Linked DNA regions of Homo sapiens: region 2 is linked to region 1. The links are chromatin loops, found by intact Hi-C in ENCODE. Cell type or tissue: ascending aorta. All regions are shown on one strand.

Region 1 (8,000 bases):
CATTAATGCAAAAATCATATATTTTTTACCAAATTTTAATCTATCTGAATCTTTATATTTAAAGAGTTGTTTCTATAGGCAGCATATAGTTGAGTCTTGCTTTTTATATCTCTGCCTTTATCTTTTGTGTTTATCCTTTGCTTTTTTTTTTTCTTTTTTTCTTTTTCTTTTTTTTTTTTTTTTGAGACAGAGTCTCCCTCTGTCACCCAGGCTGGAGTGCAGTGGCGCTATCTCGGCTCACCTCAAGCTCCGCCTCCTGGGTTCACGCCATTCTCCTGCCTCAGCCTCCCGAGTAGCTGGGACTGCAGGTGCCCGCTACCACACCCGGCTAATTTTTTTATATTTTTAGTAGAGAAGGGGTTTCACCCTGTTAGCCAGGACGGTCTCGATCTCCTCACCTTGTGATCTGCCTACCTCGGCCTCCCAAAGTGCTGGGATTACAGGCATGAGCCACCGCGCCCGGCCATCTTTTGCATTTTATGTAAGTCACAGTATGGTGACTATTTTGTAAGGTTTTATCTATATATTCTATTTTTCTTCCTTCTTTTCTTGTTCCCGGCCGTTTGGATTGTATACTTTTTAATATTCCAGTTCATCTCCACTATTGGATTGTGAGTTTATTTCTTTGGGTTTGTTGTTGTTATTGTTCTCATGATTCTTCTAAGATTTAAAGTATGCATCTTTTACTTCTCATCATTTACCTTCAAATAATATGTATCACTTCACTTACAATATAAGTATCCTCTTTATTTCTTTCCTCCCATTCTTTGTACTATTTTTAATACCATTCACTTGTACATATTTTACAAATCCCAAAATACCTTGCTTTTATTTCTTACTTTAAATAATTGATTATCCCTTAACATTTTTAACATGAGGGGGGAACTGTCTTTCATATTTTCCATTTATGACATTTTAAAATTAAATTTTCTGGCCCCAAGTTTCCACCTGGCATTATTTTTATTCTTCCTGAAAAGCTAATATTAACATTTTTTTGTAGCACAGGTTTATGGGAAATGAATTCTCTCAGTTCTTGTGTTCTATAACAATCTTTAAGTATCCTTAAATTTTGAAAAATATTTTCAAAATTCTGCATATAGATTTGTAGAGTTTTAACTGTCCTTCTATTGTCTCTTGCTTACATTGTTTCTGATAAGAATGGTTGGCTATTCTTATCTTTATTCCCCCTAAAGGTAGTATGTCCCCTTCTCTTACTGTTTTCAAGATCTTCTCTTTATCACTATTTCTTTTGTTGTTATCACGTTGATTATTATGCTGTGCATTATTCTGGACTTCCTATGTGCACAATCATGTAAAAATTACATTTTATGTCTCCCTTTACAGTCCTTATTTATATTTTTTCTTGCCTTATTACACTGCATAGGATCTCGTTAGGATGTTGGATAACATGGAAATAGTTGACATCTTTGTCTGGTTTCTAATTTCTTGGGGAAAAATTGGACTGGGAGCCCACCCATCTAAACTGCATAATCAAAGAGAGTTAGTCATGTGGTAAAGACATGGTCAACTATTTATAAGAAGTGACCATAGACATCCTTCATCATTAAAAAAGTTCTGTTATAATATTCTTATAATAGACAGCAAGTAATGCAGACACCTCAATTTATCCATCAACTACAATCATTTGTATTACAATAGAAAATTCACAGAGTAATTGTCTAGTCCAATATCCTCATAAAATGCTAGCATTTCTTGGCCAGGCTTGGTGGCTCACGCCTGTAATCCCAGCACTTTGGGAGGCCGAGGCAGGTGGATCATGAGGTCAGGAGATCGAGACCATCCTGGCTAACACGGTGAAACCCCATCTCTACTAAAAATTAAAAAAAATAGCCGGGCGTGGTGGCGGGCACCTGTAGTCCCAGCTACTTGTGAGGCTGAGGCAGGAGAATGGAGTTAACCCTGGAGGTGGAGCTTGCAGTGAGCCGAGACAGCGCCACTGCACTCCAGCCTGGGTGACAGAGTGAGACTCCATCTCAAAAAAAAAAAAAAAAAAAAAAAATACTAGCATTTCTTCTCTAACACGACTCATCAGTTGACATGAAGTCTTTATTTGAGTACTTCCAGGGATAAGAAGATGCATTTTATTTTATTTTTCAATCTTTTTTGTTTAGGAATATCTTCATTAAATAACTCAAAATCTGTATGTGTCCTCTCTTATTCAAACGTAGTGTTTCCTAGACAGTTCTTCAACCACATATATTACTTACAATTAGGAGTGGGCACATGAAAGAATCAGAGTAGAGGTGGGGGATAGGAGCAGTGATGTAAACAAAATAGAATTTTAGGACTCTCTCAAATAAATATCTTGACAGGTGATCCAAAGCTGGTGTAATATTCCTCAGTGTAAGGAACTCACACTCCTTATTTCTTACCATCCAAATCAAGCATGGTCCAAATGACAGTATCTACAATCTAGGTAGCTGGGCTAGGGAAAGACATAAGAAAGAAGAGGCTAACACTCTAAACATGCTGTCTTACAAGGAAGCTCCCCAGAGGTTGCCTTGTGACATTTCTGTTTAGATTCAACTGGCTAAAATGTATTCATCTGACCCATACCTCACTGCAAAGGAGCTTGGGAGATGTAGCAAGCATGTATCTTATAATACTTCCCATTGTTCTGTATTCCAATGATTCATTATTATACGGACTTATCTATTCTTTTCCTCCTACTTCTGTTTTTCCTCTTTCTGCCACAGCTTCCTAACCTCTCTCTGGTAAAAGAGACTATTCTGACTACTGAATACTTCTGTTGTCTTTTGCCCCGTGCCCTCTGCTGCCTACTCTTTCTGTAGCTCTCTGTCAACCTTTCTACCTACATCTTTGTAGACCTTAGATAGAAATCCTCTAAGAAAGTAGACTTTAATACCGTTACATAATTGGCCGGGCACAGTGGCTCACACCTGTAATCCCAGCACTTTGGGAGGCCAAGGCAGGTGGATGACTGGAGGTCAGGAGTTCAAGACCAGCCTGGCCAACAGGTGAAATCCCATCTCTACTAAAAATACAATAATTAGCCAGGTGTGGTGGTGCATGTCAGTAGTCCCAGCTACTCGGGAGGCTGAGGCAGGAGGATCACTTGAACCCAGAAGGTGGAGGCTGCAGTGAGCCAAGATTGCACCACTGCACTCCAGCCTGGGCAACAGAGAGAGACCGCATCTATTTAAAAAAAAAAAAAAAAATGCCCCTACTGGGCAGAGCTCTGGGATTAGTTCATAGCCCCGTATCCTGGCCAGCCTGGAGAGGGCTGCTTGCAGTTTGACATTCAAATTTTTTCAGGGCATAAAAATTGCCCTTATATTCCACATGTATGACAAAGGACATATTAAGAAGGACGTGTAGTATGGGTTTTGTTTAGTTTTCTAGACCACAGGCAATCTTCCTAATAGTTTTAGCATAGAAAATTGAAAAGAAAAAGACACTAATTTCAGCCTGTTAGAAATCACTAGCCAGATGTTGTAAAAAGAACCCCTAATGAAAGGACTCCCTGGAGAGTTTAAAAGTTTCTTTATATTCAACCTAATGCTCTTAAAAAGAATATCACGTTTCATTGACATACAAGGCATTCGAGTGAAATTAAAAGGTTTGAAAAACACCCTTCTCTGAATTGAAGTCTAAGGGACTGGTTTTGAAGTTTACCTATTTTCCTAAGAGGGTTTTTACTTCCCTCTGCCATAAACTGAATAATTTTTCCCAATTTGACTTGATGCCATTCAACATTTTTAATTACACCTATAGTTGGATGTTCGGTTCAGGTGAAGCTGAGTCAACAGTCACACTTTAAGTCTGTTAGGGCATCATGAAGCAAGCAGTTAAACTAGAAGTGAATCTAAAAGGCAAAATAAATATTCTTTGTGTTCAGAAATCAGGGGGAGGAGTAAAACAAAGTAATTAAAGAATGTAATTGGTAGATTTCATAAAAATCAGTAGTCAGTTATTTTCTATGTACTGGATTCAAGAAATAATTTATGGATATAATCTGGAGAAAAACAAATTTATAAAAAAAGCAATATTTTCAACTTGTTTTAAATAGACCTAACACAGTTACAACCTTATCTCTACAAGTAACTCAACATTTTCTTTTTTACATTTTTTCTAAAACCAACTAATTTGCAGTTATAGTTTTCATCCTGAACTGTTGCCTGCAAAAATGCACTTCCTGGTTATTCACAGCAAAATAATTCCTTTCCCCACCCCCTTCTGATTCTGATGTGATGAGGTAACTTTGAACAGTTGTGTGCATAACTCATTTTCCTCACTGCTGGAAAAACATTGAGTTACTTGGGGAAAGGGGGAAATGTTTTTTTTTTTTTTTTTTTTTAAACTCAACACTCAGACTTGCTGCAAGTTCATTTGTTAATGGAAATAGAAGGGAAATTTTCATTTTTTTTCTCCTTTACTTCAGCTCATTTAACAGAAAAGGGGGCTATTCATCTATAGCCATAGTAAACATCGCTTTAGAAGACTGCTTTATCTATACGGAAATTTAGGAGAAATAAATGATGGAGAAGCTATAAAGATTCAGAATATGATAAAGGCAGTGATGCTACTGAAAGTAGAGAACTTAAAGCCAAAATCAAAGAAACAGTAATTTGGTGAGAACATGTAACAATGCATGAAGTACTGCTTGAGTGACTTTTACATAAGGGCAGGCAGGTTCTGCCTACATGTTGAAAAAAAGCTTTACTGGTTTCCATATTGTTTCTCCTGGACCCTAAAGTGAGCCACGGATAAAATGACAGTAATTAGGATATTCAGTAGGCATTACCTGAGCTGACAACTCCCACAGGGAAGGTGGCAAATGCCAGGGCAAAAGCTAGGAAGTGACAGTGGCCTTTGCACAGTAAATTGAAACCTTTGTGCCAGGCCTCTGCTGATCTCGCGGGGGGAAAAATCACTACAAAAACTCAGAAAACTCCTTTACCCATTGAAGCCCATATTTGTCTCGGCAAACACTCATCTTCCTGTCTGTGAACCATTATCCCTCTCTGTCTATCTTTCCTCACACTTTGTCCCCTTCACATGCTTGCTAATTTTACTTTGGCCTTTCTCTCTACTTCCCTGAGTGAATTTCTTCTCACCGTTTTATGTATCTCATCATCTTAGGCTTTTCATCGTCCCTCTGTCCTTTGTGCTCTATAAATGTTTCAATGCTTACAAGTCATATGAGGAAAAGGAGAGTCCTCGGACCTATCAAGTAATCTAATTCGGTATCTCTCATCTCCTCTGCCCAAATGACTTGAGCTCTGTTCCCCTAACATCAGCAGAATGTCTTCAAAGAATTAACTTGCCTCCCAAATCAGCAAGGGTGAGCCCAAACAGCTGTGTCTGAGGATTCCACTTATGCAAGAATTCTGAAAAAATAAAGGCTGAAAGGGATTTTGTTTTAAATGTACGTCAAAAAAGACCAAGAGAAAATTAACTGTTGTTTCATCTTCTACTTTTTTAAAGCAGCAAAAAAGATATACATCCAAGGTCATTTCGTCTAAGGGTACAACTATTCCTCATCTGAACCTAGTAATTAACAACAATAACAGCACATAAACATACACAAGAAGCAGAATCTTTGTAGGATGGTAAAATCCTATGTCGTGGAAGCAAAGCTATATTTGTTCTCAATACATTATAATTCTTTGCAATTCCAAGTGTTCACATCTTGTTACATGCCCATAAACTTCCTACAAAATATTTCAACTTTAATACTGTGTCATTGTATTAGCTTATTGTAACATTGTTACAACACACACGAAGTAGTCCTCCCTTATCTTGGGAGAATATGTTCCCAGAGCTCCAGTGGATGCTGGAGACTACAGAGAATAGGCTGTCAATTAGAACATGTTTTCTGTTCTAATTGACATGTCTTCCATGCATGTCTTCCAAGCACAAATTTAATTTTAATTCTTTTAATCCTTAACTAAGCATTTAGCACACTCCTTTTCCGGACCCTTCCAGTTTGAGGTGGGACAGCAAAACTAGTACAAATATTTTTCTTTTATTCTTCTTCATAATTTCACAGATAGAAGATTTGTTCTCACTATAGATCTTAGCAACCTTGGCATGCCAATTTTTTTTTGTAACTAAGTCAAAAAACTTTTGTCTTTTCACTTAAAAGAAGCACTTCTCTTTGGCTTCTCTTTGGCATGTCTCAATGGCCAGTATCATTACTCTTTCACTTTGGGGCCATTATTAAGTAAAATAAAGGTGACAAACACAGCACTGGGATGTTGCAACAGTCTGATAACCCAAATGACTACTAAGTGATGGTGTCTATAGCTTCCTAGGTTTATCCTGTCCTATGAAGACTCTGCTGGTTGTGTGTGTGTGTGTGTGTGTTGTTGTTGTTGTTGTTGTTGTTGATTACTGGTTTAGACAAAGGGAAGATATAATTCCCAAGAGGAACCAAGGAAAACAGCAAGAGATTTCATCCCGTGTCTCAGAATGACACGCAATTTAAGACTTAGGCAATATTTTTGTAACTTTCCATGTAATATTTTCAGACTGCAGTTGACCGTGAGTAACTGAAACCATGGAAAGCAAAACTGCAGATAAGAGGGCACTACTCTATAAATGTATGTAAATTATTGCTCACTTCCTCTTTAAGAGGAATTTCCACAGCCTTGTACCCCTAATAGAACCTTCTATCTCTATATAGTTTACTCTGCCCAGGAACAACACAGTAATTATAGCTCGAGATGCTGAAAGAAAAATATGTTGGCCAAAATATCACCAAGCCTCTTTTTTATTTTTTCTTAACAAAACATTGTCACCACTTCTGCCAGGGAATTTGTTAAGAAAAAATGATGAAACGGGGTGGAAAGTGAGCATTCAGTGCTTCAGACCAGGGCACAGCCTCAGGGTAGACAACTTTCATTCACACTTGCAGCGTAAACATTCTCTAGTAGCCTGGTGATCAGCCTCGTGATCAGGCTTATGCATGTTCAGGGTGGGAACTAAATGTAAACAAAGATTACCAGAATCTGAGAAAATCAAAATCAGAGTCTTGACAATATCAGAATAATCCCTTCTATTAAAACCACGGTTCCCAGTTATGTTTCCAAAATCACTAGCGTGCCACAAGATGTAATTAAATGTTTTCTGGGTGGTGGGGTTGGGGGATGGTGAGGATTCATGGTCAAAAGCCTTTGGAAACAGTGGGTTAAACAGATCTCTTTACTATAGAACTTTTGTGTGTCATTAATACATAAACTCATTTTGAATCACCAAAAGGGTGATAAAATGCAATTTTTTCCAAACTAATTGGGTTATAAAACTCTTTGATGACAGAAAACATATTAACATTGTCCAAAACACAAGTGTCTCAAAAGACAGTTTGGAAAATGCTACATCTGAAGTTTAGTAGTCATTGATATTAATGGCTTTATTGAATGCTATAGCTATTCATCAAAATGATGAATTAATAGAAGGGTAGCTACATATATAAAATCAAATTTAGCTGTCACTTTCCTAAAAGTGTAATCGAAAAGCAAACAACAAATGTACTATTGTGCACCTGCACTCTGCAAAATAATATGAGCATCACTCAAAGTTCCTATCAACTTTAGAAACATATATTGTAATTTAGGAGAAAATTTTGTCTTCATCGCTTTCCATGTGCTTGTTTTCATAGAAGAAATCTCATATAAATAATTAATTAACTAATTGTAAAGCATTCGCATCTTAATCCTTCCATCTCTCTCTTGTAATACTTACAAAATATTTTAGAGATTTGTCTCAGTTCCGTTTTGTTAAAAGATGAATGAATGAGTAGAGAAGCCCAAAATGGAAAGATTGTTTTGTGTCCAAATGTTTATTAAAAGGTCACTCAATAAAAATTGCCTATACCATTTTTAAACTGGAGATGGAAAAATCATCTATGAGTGACAAGAAGCTTCTTTCCAATTTTAGATCGCTAGGATCTTTCCTTTCTGCATTTTTCCTACTTTATTGGCTTCCAATCTGAAAACTCAGGGTCTCTTTCAGAT
Region 2 (8,000 bases), 120 kb before region 1:
TCTTCTGAGCCTGCTCTGAGGAAAGAGAAGATTGAATACAAACAGTGGTTGACTGTCACCTCAGGAACAGTCCCCAAGAGTTGCAGATCAAGCTTTAGTCCAAAGGAAGCATCTGAAATATGGATCAGTTGGATTCTTTTTGAAATACAGGATTTAAATCAATGCCCACAAGAAAAATGTCATCAGTAATATGCACTAGAGAGCTGGTAGCTTAGAGCTTCCAAACAGCAAAAGATACTAAAGAACTAGGTGCCCTTTGTAAACAAAAAGTTTGGCGTTGAGTATGAACACACATCTCAGTTTTGTAGTCCAACCAATAAAAGGAAAATGGCACTTCTCTCTTAAAAGCTTTAACAAAAAAACCATCATTTTCTGAGATCCCCAATAAACATCACAAACTGAGATCTTGGTTCTTCATTTACCCAATACACTAAAGTAGAGAAGACCAAGGAAATTGAAAATGATTGATAGGGAGAAGGATAAGCAGGGAAAAACTTAATCCTTTTTCCTGAACCTACCTATTAACTAACTATGCCCTGATAGAATTACAAATATCCATGTTTAAATTTTGACAGTTTCACTAACAAATTAAAGGGTTCCAATTGGAACTCATAGAAACAGCCAGCAGCAGAAAGTAGTTTATTGTTCTTAATGCAAAGATCAAATGTCCTGAAATCTCTTTTTCAACTTGGCATGTTTTGGAAGTATTTTGCCTGCTTTACCTCAGAAAGAATAGATAAAAAGAATTCACACAGCTTTACATGAAAAGAATGACAAGTATCCCAAAATAGTACATGTCATTTGGTGCAAGATAAAATATACCACAAAATGAAAGATCAACTTTTTACTCCCTTTCTATTCTTAAGCACCAACAACACAAAGTCTTGCCTTCTTTTTTCTGAGTTACCTGACCAACACATTTTGCCTTTGTCCTCCTATGATTACACACCTTTTTTATTTTTACTTATTTATTTTTTTGTAGAGATGAGGTCTCACTATGCTGAGCTGAGATAGCCTGTCCAGGCTGGTCTCAAACTCTATGGCTCAAGTAATCCTCCTGCCTCAGCTCCCCAAAGTTCTGTGATTACAAGTGTGAGCCACTATCTCCAGCCTCATTACACATCTTGATCACATTTTTTTTTCTCTCCTAGAAAACTCAATATTCCATGCCTGTTTTCTACAACCCCCAAAAAAAAAATTCCGTTCTTTCCTTGTGGCAAAGACATTCAGAAACCAACACTGTGTCACAGCTACTCCCCAGCAGTTAGAGGTTCATCTGTTGACAATTGGAAAGGGGCAAGAGAGACATCACTTAGTAGGCCTGTGTTTTTCCCGCAGTTACTGAGTTTTGTGTACCTTAAAAATGAAAATTGCATATTCTTGGCCATGGTCATGTTTTATATGTAGGAAGAAATCTGTAACAATTCAGAAGATACTAAATTTAGTGAAAGATGTGAATACATTGAAGTCTTTTGAGAACGATTGAAGCTCATTCATTTACAACAGAATGGAACATTTCTGGGGTAAGGAAGAGGCAATAGAATGCAAAACCGCACCTTTCTGAGTGTGAAATAGAAATGAATGGGAATCCCAATAGAGTTTATTCCTTAACCCCACTGTACTGGTAAATAATAGTTCATGTCCATGGTGCTCTTGATTCCCTTGAAATGGTCATTAAAATTTCTTTCTTCCCTCTGGTTCATCTCTCTCTCTTTTCCCTTCCCATCCCTTCCCTTCCCTTTCTTCCTGTCTTTAGTCATGTTTGGATTGATTTTCAGAAGGTTTAGACTGTTTCCTCACGTTGTCACCAGCTCATTACCACAGAATTACACTTCACAAACAAGAGCTGGCTGGAGAGCTAACTTGGCTTAGCTGTGCTATCTGAGGGAATTATTATTATTATTATTATTATTATTATTATTATTATTATTACTATTAGAGACGGAGTCTCGCTCTGTCATCCAGGCTGGAGTGCAGTGGCGCGATCTCAGCTCACTGCAACCTCTGCCTCCCGGGTTCAAGCGATTCCTCTGCTTCAGCTTCCCACGTAGCTGGGATTACAGGCACGTGCCACCACGCCCAGCTAATTTTTGTATTTTTAGTAGAGACGGGGTTTCACCACGTTGGCCAGGATGGTCTTGATTTCCTGACCTCGTGATCCACCTTCCTCAGCCTCCCAAAGTGCTGGGATTACAGGTATGAGCCACCGCGCCCGACCGGGAATTATTAAAAGGATAAATTTCTTTCTTTTTGAAAAGACAAGCACAGTCTGATCAGCGGGCAGGCAGCACCACTGCCTGTTCTCTTTTCAGTGCTGTCTTGTGGCCTTTGCTCCCACAGAGTCATTCACTGATGAAGTAAATAGCAGCAGTGGTGTTTTTCTGCTAGGAACCAAGATCCCCCGTGTGCTTTGCTGCAAGAACACATCCTTCACAGCTTTATTGTAATGATTTTACCATTTCTGCTGTTGTTACATGTACTAACAACTAGAAGTCTATATTTCACAATGATATTAAGCACTGAACTTTATATACACACACACACACGATAAAGAGTTATCAACACATGCTCTTTTACTGAGGAAAGCTAAATGCTTTCCTCAGTATTCCAGCTATGGAATTTTATATATATATATATATATATATATATATACACACACACACACATATATAAAATGTGTGTGTATATATATATATAATGACCATATATTCCATATATATGGAGTATACATATATATAAAATATATATGGAATATATATATATATATTCCATGATTTTTTATGTAGTGTTGTTTCCCTGATTAGATAACTTTGATTAGGCAAAAAAGTCTAAAACCAGCTAGATAAATAATAGTTTAGAGGTATACATACAACATGAAAATGCTGAAAGTAGTGAGCATTGCATATTTGGAAAATAATTCAATAAGAAATTCTTTCTGTGCATGTATTTAGCAGCACATAAAGGGAGAAAACAGAACACTTAAAAAGTTTATAAGAGTCTCATAGGTTTTTCTCTGTCTGGTAGTCTGTTTTTGACATTATTATCAGCGAACTTTTGACAAGAGACTGTGATGTCATCAGTGAATATTTAAAAACAAAAACAAAAAAACATCAGAGTCCAGCAAGTCTATTTGTCCCTCTCAGAGAATTTTGGCAGATCAGAAAATCTTTGATTTGTGAGATAGTTTTTTTCAATAAATTATCTTTGGTTACTTTCTTTGTTTTACATTTTATTGGTTTTATCAGACATGTGAAAAAATTTTCTATGTTTACCTACTAGAATCTCCCATGGGATTCTTCTTATAAAGAGTTAGTACAAATATGCAAAATTAGAGCAAATTATGGTGTTGTTATTGCCTATTCCAAAAGTATTATGGAAATACTGGGATAAATGTCAGAGAAGGCAGGCCCAAGAATGAGAACATAAGGAGAATGACTTAACTTAGCATTTTTACATCTATTAGAATCACGGTATACAGAGATATTTTTCACTTTCTACCCATATCTATGATCCTTAGTGATATGTGGCCATATCTAGAAACCCAGAGTTTAACATGCATTACTAATCATGCTTCTTCTAAATCAACTCCCTACCCTAATAACTAACAGAATATTTTCCCCTCCTCACTCATTCCCAGCCCTCATTAGCAATTCCTTCTCCTGGGCTTTATTTATCATGAATTGCACCAGTTTGACCAGACATCTGTTCTCTTAGGAGTGTTAAAGCTTCCATGTCTAATGTTCCTTCCAGAAAAGGCAAGGATCTTACATGCTCTTGACTTCCATGATGAAAGTGCATGGGTAATTTAAAATACACATTATCAAGAATGTGTGATAGCATAAATGAGCCAAATGTGCCTTGAAGCCCTTAACCAAGCCAGTAGGCTATAGAACTCAGTTCCTTCCCCTATATCGAGTTGGAAGAACAGCATCTGGCTTGGCTTATTGACCACTGAGGGGTGGACCATGCCATGAAACATAGAGGTCAAAATTCCCAAGGCTGGCATCAGGATGATGATAGGGATACTGCTGATGTTCAGATGATTTCTGTTTACCACAGTAATTGGCTGTTCCTAGGCTAGAGGAAGCCAGGATTAAAATACAGCCAGAGAGGCTTCTTTTTTTGCTGAGGTCTCTGAAACTCCCAACAAAGGGTGAAGTCCAGAAAATAATTACCTTGTATTTCTGCCTTGGCTCTTTCACACAGTTTTTATTCATATCTCATTTGCTATACCTTAATAAAGATACCAGTTACTTTTGAATTAGGCTTTTGTCAGATTGCCAATATCTTGAAATCTTAAAAACTCACTGCAAATGTGAGCACAGACTTTGAATAACCTGGGCAGCTGGCCAAGCACTGAAGATCTTTAAGACAAGAGTAGTCAGCCATCCCACTTAATGTTTTGATTTTGTGCTCGAATAAAAAAAAGACTGGACCAGATAACCTTCTAACTCGAAGATTCCATGACTCTATTTTTCAAATATCTTCATTTTCCAAGTATTCTACAGGAGAAATACTAAAACTGTGTGGTTTGTTGTGTTTGCCTCTCTCTCTCTCTCTCCCCTCCCCCTTTCTTTTTCTTTTCTACTCATCCCACACCCAAATATGGTGCAATAACAAATTCCTTCACTAAAGCAGCAGAGTTTTTAGTTATTACCATGCATGTTTTTAAATTCTCCCCTCACTGATGAAAACATGTGATATGAAATACTGAAGAAACCTCAGGGGCATTCCAAGCATTTATGGACAAAAAGTCATGACTTGTGGTATTTTCCTTCAAAATCCATGTGAACTGAATCAAACAGACATAAGAATGTATACTTAAAAACTTCTGAAACAGAATGGATGCATTCTGTCATTGACAATCCATTAATATTGTAACTCTGAAATAACATAAATCTGTCTATTCCATTCCATCTCCCTCAGCATTCTTCTAGTGCAAGGCCCCCTATTCTTATCTAGACCACTAAAGCAGCTTCTACACAGGCCTCTTCCCATTTTGCTCCAGGCTGCCTTTATGTGAGTACTGGGTTAAGCCTCCAAGAGTTCCTATCACGACTCTGCATAAAACCAACATTAGTTCCCCTCTCCCTACTAAGTAAATGCCTGACCTTGATATTTAAGTATTTCCAAAGTTTTGCCTTGCCTTGTTATTTTAGCTTTATTTTCTACGATGTTCTTACATATTCCCAGAATGCAGTATTTCTCAATCTTGTCACTATTGGCATTTGATGCAGATAATTATTTGTTGAGAGGTACTGTCCTGGGCTTTGAACAACGTTTAGCATCATTCCTGGCCTTTACCGAATAAAAGTTAGTAGCACTTCTAAGTTGCAGCAACCAAAATTGTCTTTGGACATTTTGCAGTGTCCCCTAGGTGGCAAAATCATAACTGATTGAGAAACACTGCTATAATAAAATCAAATTGCATTATTTGTTGTTCCTAAACCATGTAGTTCTTCTACTTAACAATACATATTTATGGATAATAATTTCTTCTAAAATATTACCATAATCCCCCTCCCCCACACACTCCTTAGTTTTACATGTTAACATTTCAGGGGACATCTAGAGCTTCCTCCATGAAACCTTTCTCAATTTCTGCATACCAATGTGGTCACTCCTTTAAACCCATCCTCTGTCTCCATCTTATTCATTAAACATCCTTCCTTTCCAGGCTTACAATATTTACATTGATCTATTTGTCAAATTGTCCTTGAAATGTTCAAATTAATTCATTCAACTTATAAGCATTGAGCCCCTATAATGTCCCTGGCATTGTTGTATTCGTTCAGAACTACTAGAGTTCTGAGCAGAGCAAGCACTTTCCTTCTGTCAAACTCACAGGTCAGGGAAGAGGTGGATGGTAGAGGGAGTGTGTGTGTACAGGGGGACAATAATAAATGAGTAGTTTCTTTTTTTTTTTTAAGAAATACACCATTTGAGGCTACAAACAGATGGTGCAATAAACTATACGTAGAAACTCTTTAGATACAGCAGTCAGGGAAAAGCCTTACTGGGGTATGATATTTAAACTGTGGATTAAAGTATAAGAAAGCTATCCTCATATTTTTGCCTTTAGAGATACCAGCCTGTGCAAAGGCCCTGAGGCAGAAGTAAGTTTGGCTTATTTGAAAACTTGAGAAAAATGCCTAGAGCTGGCTTATAGTGAGCAGAGGAGAAGGATGTAGAAAATTAATTGAGAGAGGCAAGTAGAAACCAAAGTGTGCAGAGCCTGTTAGTTCAAGGTAAGAATTCTGGATTTTCTTTGAAATGTTTTAAGAAGTGAAGGGTTTTATGCAGTGAGGTGACATCATCTGATTTACACTATTAATACATTACTCTGGGATTCTGTATGAAGAATATGGAAAAGGAGTGTTTCAGTTTAAAGAACCTCAAAATTAGAGGATATCTTAATTTTTTCTATAATGAAAACTCCAGAAGGATTAAATTCCCTATTCTAGAACACTGTGCATGTATCACAAAGGAGTTGGTGTATTGACCTCTTCAGCCCTTGGAAGAGTTTGCTTCTGGTTGTATCTCAATGTGCCATTGAAATATTTTCCATGCGTGCCATAGCAGCAAGAAGGATAGGAAGAGAAGCACTGCTAAAACACAGCATTAAAATAGTTGCCCACATGATTATTCAACAACTCCAAAAGACTGGGAACTCATTACCTCCAAAAAGAGCTTTTTCCAGATTTGGAAATATCTGCTTTTCATTGAGCTGAGTCACAAATGTGTGGGATATATTGATGAGCTCATGAGTAGATCCATTTGGCTCAGGAAAAGTTCTTTTAGATGAGGCTCATCTAACTCATCAAAACCCCTCCTCCATCTACCAAATTGCCTGCCTTTGGGGAAAAATATTATCCTCTGCCAAGGACTTGTCCCATTTACACCTGCTTCTCTGCCTAGGCCTCCCTTAACCCCATTTTCCAATTATTCCAACCAGTCTTCCTCCCTATAAGATGATTTTGGTATCTGTGATAAGCTTCTCTGATCCCATCACCATCTTCAGGTAGCTAGTCATCCCCTCCTCTTCTGTGTCTTCTCTATTAAACTGTAAACTCCCTGAGGACAGGGACTAGGCCTTATTCATCTTGCGAAGTTAAATGTCTACTACATTACAGATGTCTAGTAGAAACTGGTTAATCATTATGGGTGGAGTAACTCTGAGATTTGGGGTAAAATGTTCAAATATTTATTCTACTAATTATGGGAGTTACTCATTCAAACATTTGTTCCACAAATATTACCCAGTGCCTGTGTGCCCAAGTGATGGAAATATACATGGGCCCCACCTCATGGAGCTTATGACCCAGATGAAGAGGCAAACACTAAACAAATATTGAATGATAAATAATTATTAAATGATATGAATTTTACAAAGGAAAAATAGAAGGTGCCATGAGAATACATATTATGGAAACCAAATTTTGCCTGGGTGTTCAGGAAGCCTTTCTTGATGGAACGAGATTGGAACTAAGACCTAAAGGATGAGTAAATCTTGAGAAATGCACTTTAACTCCCTAAGCCTCAGATCCCTCACCAATAAAATGGGACAATAATGCCTTTTCTTTAGAGTTCTCCCAAGAATTAATTAGTTAGCATATGTAAAGTACCTGCTAAGAGAAGGAATTCAACAACTGGTAGGTTTTTTCTCCCATAATAAATGAGGAATGAAGGCAGCCTGAGCAAGCAAAATAGTGGATGAACCTGAATGCTTCCTGTCATGTGATGAATTGTATTCCCAAAACATGTATGTTGAAATCCTAACCCCTAGTACATCAGAATGTGACCTTATTTGGAAATAGGGTTATTGCAGACGTAATCAGCTATGTTAAGATAAGATCGTATTGGAATAGAATGGACATTCAATCCAATATGACTGATGTCCTGTTGAGAACAGGTAGATTTGAACACAGACACAGGAAGGAAGAACATTATGTTGCAATAGAGACAGCAATTGGAGTGCTATAGCTGCAAGCCAAGGAATG

The links. Hi-C counts contacts between places; a loop is a spot of excess contacts. Peaks named below come from ENCODE experiments on the same cell type or tissue, not always from the same donor. Only the 100,000 strongest peaks of a DNase experiment are listed, where the experiment ranks them.
Region 2: a loop joins it to region 1, with 3 times the contacts of the local background. A loop is called at or near these places in 3 of 110 quality-filtered maps.

The regions. Positions count from the first base shown.
Region 1 is chr6:139,939,816-139,947,815 of GRCh38, reverse strand. No RefSeq gene overlaps it. Among named protein-coding and RNA genes, the nearest start is that of LINC02941, 33 kb to the left of the region's middle. In ascending aorta, no CTCF peak of the experiment used is centred here; a DNase peak (open chromatin) is centred at 4,207; H3K4me3 peaks cover 919 bases; H3K27ac peaks cover 3,815 bases.
Region 2 is chr6:140,058,909-140,066,908 of GRCh38, reverse strand. All of the region lies in intron 1 of LINC02941 (long intergenic non-protein coding RNA 2941), which reads right to left. All of the region lies in intron 2 of LOC107986652 (a long non-coding RNA gene), which reads left to right. Among named protein-coding and RNA genes, the nearest start is that of LINC02941, 87 kb to the right of the region's middle. In ascending aorta, no CTCF peak of the experiment used is centred here; a DNase peak (open chromatin) is centred at 4,315; H3K27ac peaks cover 1,850 bases.